Regions from separate parts of the Homo sapiens genome. Here region 1 is linked to region 2. Evidence: chromatin loops called from intact Hi-C (ENCODE). Cell type or tissue: heart right ventricle. All regions are shown on one strand. Each heading gives the region's core, and the rest is flanking DNA. Links, peaks and the distances in the headings are about the cores only. Region 1 has its middle 70 kb from the start of UBE2E1. Region 2 has its middle 4.8 kb from the start of UBE2E1.

Region 1 (2,921 bases), core at 258-2,757, 65 kb before region 2:
ATTCTAGATAGAATTCTTCAGCCTTAAAGAAAAGGAAATCAGAATGTTGGGGGGAGTGGTTTAGAGCTGGGAATCAGAGGTAATTAGGTAGGTGCTCAGCAAAGGTGGTATGTGACCTGGACCTGAATGTTGAGAAGGAGATAGTTGTATGATTCAGATTCTAGAAGAACAGCATTCCAGGTTCTTAATCCTCAGAATCATTCAGTAATGTTTATAGCCAAATTTAAAATCTAAATAGGAAAAAAAATAGCATTTGAAAACAGAAGAGAGAAAATTCACCTACAATCTTACTACCTTAACACCACTTCTATTTTTAGTCAGAGTGTATTTCCTTTAATCTGGGCCCGCATGCATATGTTTTTTGTATCATTTATCATAATCAACTGTATATACAGTAGTTAGCTCTTTTCACTTAAAATTATAAGCATTTTCTGTGATAACCATTATATTCCCGACCATTATAATTTTCCATTTCTTCATATTTGTCCATCCAGTGGCTCTGACATATACAGGAGTTAACCTTTTCCCTATTGCACATTTAGGTTGTTGTACAAATTGATGCATATGAGCATAGGCATCTTTACATACACGTATTTTTCCTCTGCTTTTGTATAACTTTCTTAGGATAGACTTCCTGAAATGGGAGATTTCTGTGTCAAAGGGAACACTTAATCTTAGAGGTTGTGATACAAGTTGCCAAATCTTTTTCCAAAATAAATAGGAAAAGAGATAGTGGTAGAGAGACAGAGAGATGGCGGGGCCTCAGGGTGGGGGGTTGGAATATGAGTAGGCAAAAATATGAACCATTATGCTCTGTGGGGGTAGGGAAGGATATCCTTGTCTCTTTTGCTTATTGTTGTATATGCAGTGCCTGGCACACGGTAAGAGCCCAATAATGGAGTAAGTTCAAGTTTTGCAGCTCAAGATTGATTTGCAGCTGAATTTGTTGTTGTGCTCCAAAGGAGAGAAATTTGCTAGGCAGGAGCAAACATTTTACATCACTCTGCTTTTGTAGCTTTGGCTTGTGATTAAAAGAACAAAAACAAAATAGATGTTTATGGAGATTCGACCGAGAAGGCAGGCTGAGCATATGTTTAAGCCTCCCCCTCCAATTCCTAGAAAACACTTAAAAGGTACATATTCTCCTGTTACAGATCCATTTATATGTGTGTGTTCACACATCCCACCCAGCCCCTTCCCCCAGCCAGTGGATCCAGGCCATGGTAAACAAATCCAGTACTCACAGCGATAAGCACAGCTTTAGGCTGGGTTCTTATAAATAGCTTCTGAGATGACTTGTAGGAAGCTGACTTATTAGAAAATATTCACAATAAGAATGGGTAGGGATATGGGGAATTGGGACCAGGAAGGGAAGAGAACATCCAAGGTGTAATGGCAAACAGACCCCTCAGAGGATAACCCTGGCTTCATACAAGGAGCTCTGGAGATAGTACAGGTCACACCACAGAGGTGCCCCCATCAAGCAGTGAGGGGCCTGGAGGATCCACATCTCCTGTGCTCATCAGTACATAAACTGTCCCGGGGGACATAAGCTCCCAGGCCCTTCTGGCTCTTGGTGTACACTGGCAAAGTGCCCATCCATCAGGCTGAGGCCTGGACCTCGACAGAGGCACAGATGCTGGCTGTTGGAGTAAAAGCATTCGGGAGCCTGTTTAGACTAAAGCGTTAAAGGGATTTGGGGGAAGGTAGATGGAGCCCTGCCAGCTCCTGCTTCAAGCTCACAACAGGAACCACCGTGAAAACTAACCCCATGAAAGGAGACATCAAATTTTACAAATGAAAGAACAAGCTCTGAGAAAAGAGTTAATTGAAAAATATAGAAAATGACTCTAGAATAAGTTTAACCTGTATCTTCATGGACAGAGAAGCAGATATTACATCTGCTGAATCAGAGATCTTGAAAATTAAGTCTTCGATCATAGACATTTTTTTTTTTGAAAATTAAGTCTTTGATCATAGACATTTTTTTAAAAAGTAGATGGACTAAATAGAATAAGAGAACAAATTAGTGAGCTAGAAGATTGAACTAAAGAACTCCCTGGAAAGAGATAAAAAGTATGAAAGAAAAGTTAGGAACATGGAAAATAATTTCATAAATTCCCATATCCGGCTAAGATTTCCAGAATGAGAGAACAAAGAGGATAGATAAGATAAAATACTTTGGGCCGGGCGCAGTGGCTCACGCCTGTAATCCCAGCACTTTGGGAGGCCAAGGCGGGTGGATCACCTGATATCAAGAGTTCAAGACCCGCCTGGCCAACAGGGTGAAATCCTGTCTCTACTAAAAATACAAAAATTAGACAGGCATGGTGGCACAGATGTGTAATTCCAGCTACTCGGAGGCTGAGGCATGAGAATCGCTTGAACCCAGGAGGCGGAAGTTGCAGTGAACCGAGATTGCACCACTGCACTCCAGCCTGGGTGACAGAGCCAGACCCTATCTCAAAAAGAAAAAAAAAAAAAAGAGAGAGAGAGAGAGAGAAAGTACTTTATTTATTTATTTATTTTGAGATGAAGTCTCGCTCTTGTCCCCCAGGCTGCAATGCAGTGGCACGATCTCGGCTCACTGCAACATCTACCTCCCAGGTTCAAGCGATCCTCCTGCCTCAGCCCCCCGAGTAGCTGGGATTACAGGTGCATACAACCACTCCCAGCTAATTTTTTGTGTTTTAAATAGAGATGGGATTTCACCATGTTGGCCACGTTGGTCTCGAATTCCTGACCTCAGGTGGTCTGCCCGCTTCAGCCTCCCAAAGTGCTGGAATTACAAGCGTGAGCCACCACGCCGGGAAGAGAGAAAGTACTTTAAAAGATAACAGAAGAAAAATGTCCCAAGTTAGTGAAATATATGAGCCAATTAAAGTCTCCAACAAGACCAAGCAGGACAGATGAAAAATGCT
Region 2 (2,921 bases), core at 264-2,763:
AATTCTGTTCTTCATAATTTTTTTGCCGTTCAGTACAGTGTCTGATCAGGATCACATATTATATTTAGTTCTTGTGCTTCTTTAGTCTCCTTTAATCTAAAGTCTCAATTTTTCCTTGTCTTTCATGCCAGTGATGCTTTTAAAGAATAAAGGCCAGTTTCTTTTTGTTTCTAATAAAATACTATTTTGATAATATATTTTACAGTTTATAATTTATATATATGTAATTTTATATTTTAATAATAGTCTATTTCAGGTCTGATGTTTTTCCACATCATTTTCAACGTCATTTCAATACCTGAGAATGTCTCTTCATTTTCCCAAGCCCTACTTGTCGTTCTAGGCTCAGCTCTAATCCCTTTTCCTCTGGTCCTTACTGGAGGCCAGAGGGTACCTCTTGGAACTCTTTACATCTTGGGTCCAGTGTGGTAGCTCATGCCTGTAATCCCAGTGACTCCACTGGGGAGGCCAAAGCAAGAGGATTGCTTGATCCCAGGAGTTTGAGGTTACAGCGAGCTATGATTGAGCCACTTCACTCTAGCCTGGGTGACAGAGCAAGACCCTGTCTCTAAAAAGAAAAGAAAAAAAAGAAACAACTTTTTACATCTGTCATAGCACTTAGCACTGTACTTAGCCTACACAGACTAATTAATAAATATTTGTTGATTAATTTATTTGAGGCACAGCCATGAGTTCAATCAGTGGCAAAGACAGAACTTGTCCTGTAGGCTTAGCAAGTCGAGATTGGTATCTTTGCTGCCAATTGCTTCTGGGGTTTACAATTATTGAGGTAAATTTTGGATTCAAATTGGATCCTTGACTATAGATTTGCCACACCATGGAACTGTGGAGAAGTTGATATTTTTTAAAAGTTTCACAATAGATAATTAAGAACATGAAATAAAAATATTTATTCCCTACTATTTTATTCCTCCAAATTTCAGTAAACTGGAAGAGTGTTCAATTCAGGAAAAGGTTTCAGAGACTAATGAACCAAACTGCTCAAATTATAATCCTACATATTCTAATATAGTCTATTCTTGTGTGATCAATGTATAGAAAGTTGAAGAAGGCTAGTTTGTTTAAAAAATAGGTCCTACAGAGGAGATGCTACATTATAAACTGAGAAGAGTACTTTCATACTAATCACTATCCTTTTGTGGACATCAAATCAACCTTTTTGCCCTTGCCTGAGACAACATTAGACTCTTACCAAGTCTTGATAAATTTTGAAAATCACATGGTTGTTCAATGCCTCCATGTGGTAGAAAAAAATAATTTAGCTCTGTCCTACCTTCCTGTGTTAGCAACATTCAGGCCAATAAAGTACGATAGTGCTTAGGGCCCTTCAATGGGATCAGTGCTATTTTATTTTTTTTAAAAGGCCTATGGAAAAATGACCCAAATTGAAGGTAAATGCCCCAGATCACATTCGTCTTTATGGAATCGACCCTTGTTTTTGAACTTTCCTTATCTTTCTTACAAGGAATGGATTTTTCAGCCAAAGGAGAATTATAAAATGAAACAAGTCGATTGAAATCCAGTGAGTCCATTTTTCCCAGAAAGGCTTTATATAAATTCTTTATAAGTTGCAAACACAAGATTTTTTTTTCTTTGGATGGAAAAAGGAAATCTTTTCTTTTTCTTTTTTTTTTTTATGGAGTCTCACTCTGTCACCAAGGCTGGAGTGCAATGGCATGATCTCGGCTCACTGCAACCTCTGTCTCCTGGGTTCAAGAGATTCTCCTGCCTCAGCCTCCCGAGTAGCTGGGATTACAGGCACTCATCACCACACCCAGCTAATTTTTGTATTTTTAGTAGAGACGGGGTTTCACCATGTTGGCCAGGGTGGTCTCAAACTCCTGACCTCAGGTGATCCGCCCACCTCAGCCTCCCAAAGTGCTGGGATTACCAGTGTGAGCCACCACGCCCAGCAAAGGAAATCCTTTCTATTCAGCAATAAGGTAAGTTAAAAAACTATATTAACCAACGTTAACTTGCTTGACAATTCTTTGGACATGAAATTGGCCAAAGAGAATCTTTATGAAATACTTGAATTTCAGTGTAAGCAACAAGTCAAAAAGTTAAACCAAGTCTCCCTCTTTCAACTGTATTATTTCACCTCCTAGGGATCAACTAGCACCTTGATCTTCAAGTGTTTCTACTTAAATGTACTTGATACACTAAAGATGACTTGAAGGAGAGTTGGGTCATTCTGAAAACCAGGAATAGGTATTAATAAAAACTGGAGCCCACTTTCTCAAAGTCCACAGGATGTCACAGTGTAATACTACTTGGGCTTCTGTGACTGGCTGGTTTTCTAAAATGTAAATTGAGCATTACTATCAAAGCATTCAGTGCATATGTATGCATTTGCTTTACACATGCATAGACTACAACCGAAAACTGCTTTCTCCAAAGGAAATTAGGGGTGGGGGAAGGGGCAGAAAGATATTTTCGTGGCATACTCTCTGGTTTCTTTAGAATAATATAGCATGAAAATGTATTATCTATTTAAAATATATCCATATAGGCAAAATAAATAAATAATGAGGACTATTCTCAGGATGAGGGTGGGGTTGGGGAACTTCAATAGCAGTCATTAGTTCAAGCAACCATGTTACAAATTCAGTGATTCCCTTAGCTTGCTTCCATGTTCCCACTTTCCCAGCTGTCTTGATTGTTAATATATTCTCGAAAATATTATCAGAGACTACTATATTTATTTTATTTATTTACTTATTTTGAGACAGGGTCTCACTCCCACCACCCAGGTTGGAGTACAGTGGCACAATCACAGCTCACTGCAGCCTCAACCTCTGGGGCTCAGGTGATTCTCCCACCTCAACCTCCCAAGTATCTGGGACCACAGGCATGTGCCACCAGGCCTGGCTAATTTTTGCATTTTTTGTAGAGACAGT

Evidence for each region. Hi-C counts contacts between places; a loop is a spot of excess contacts. Peaks named below come from ENCODE experiments on the same cell type or tissue, not always from the same donor. Only the 100,000 strongest peaks of a DNase experiment are listed, where the experiment ranks them.
Region 1: it touches region 2 in a loop (1.9-fold over the local background); 10 of 110 quality-filtered maps call a loop at or near these places.

The regions. Positions count from the first base shown.
Region 1 is chr3:23,734,555-23,737,475 of GRCh38, forward strand. No RefSeq gene overlaps it. Among named protein-coding and RNA genes, the nearest start is that of UBE2E1, 70 kb to the right of the region's middle. In heart right ventricle, for the core only: no CTCF peak of the experiment used is centred there; a DNase peak (open chromatin) is centred at 1,602; H3K27ac peaks cover 909 bases.
Region 2 is chr3:23,799,662-23,802,582 of GRCh38, forward strand. No RefSeq gene overlaps it. Among named protein-coding and RNA genes, the nearest start is that of UBE2E1, 4.8 kb to the right of the region's middle. In heart right ventricle, for the core only: a CTCF peak has its summit at 1,244; no DNase peak of the experiment used is centred there.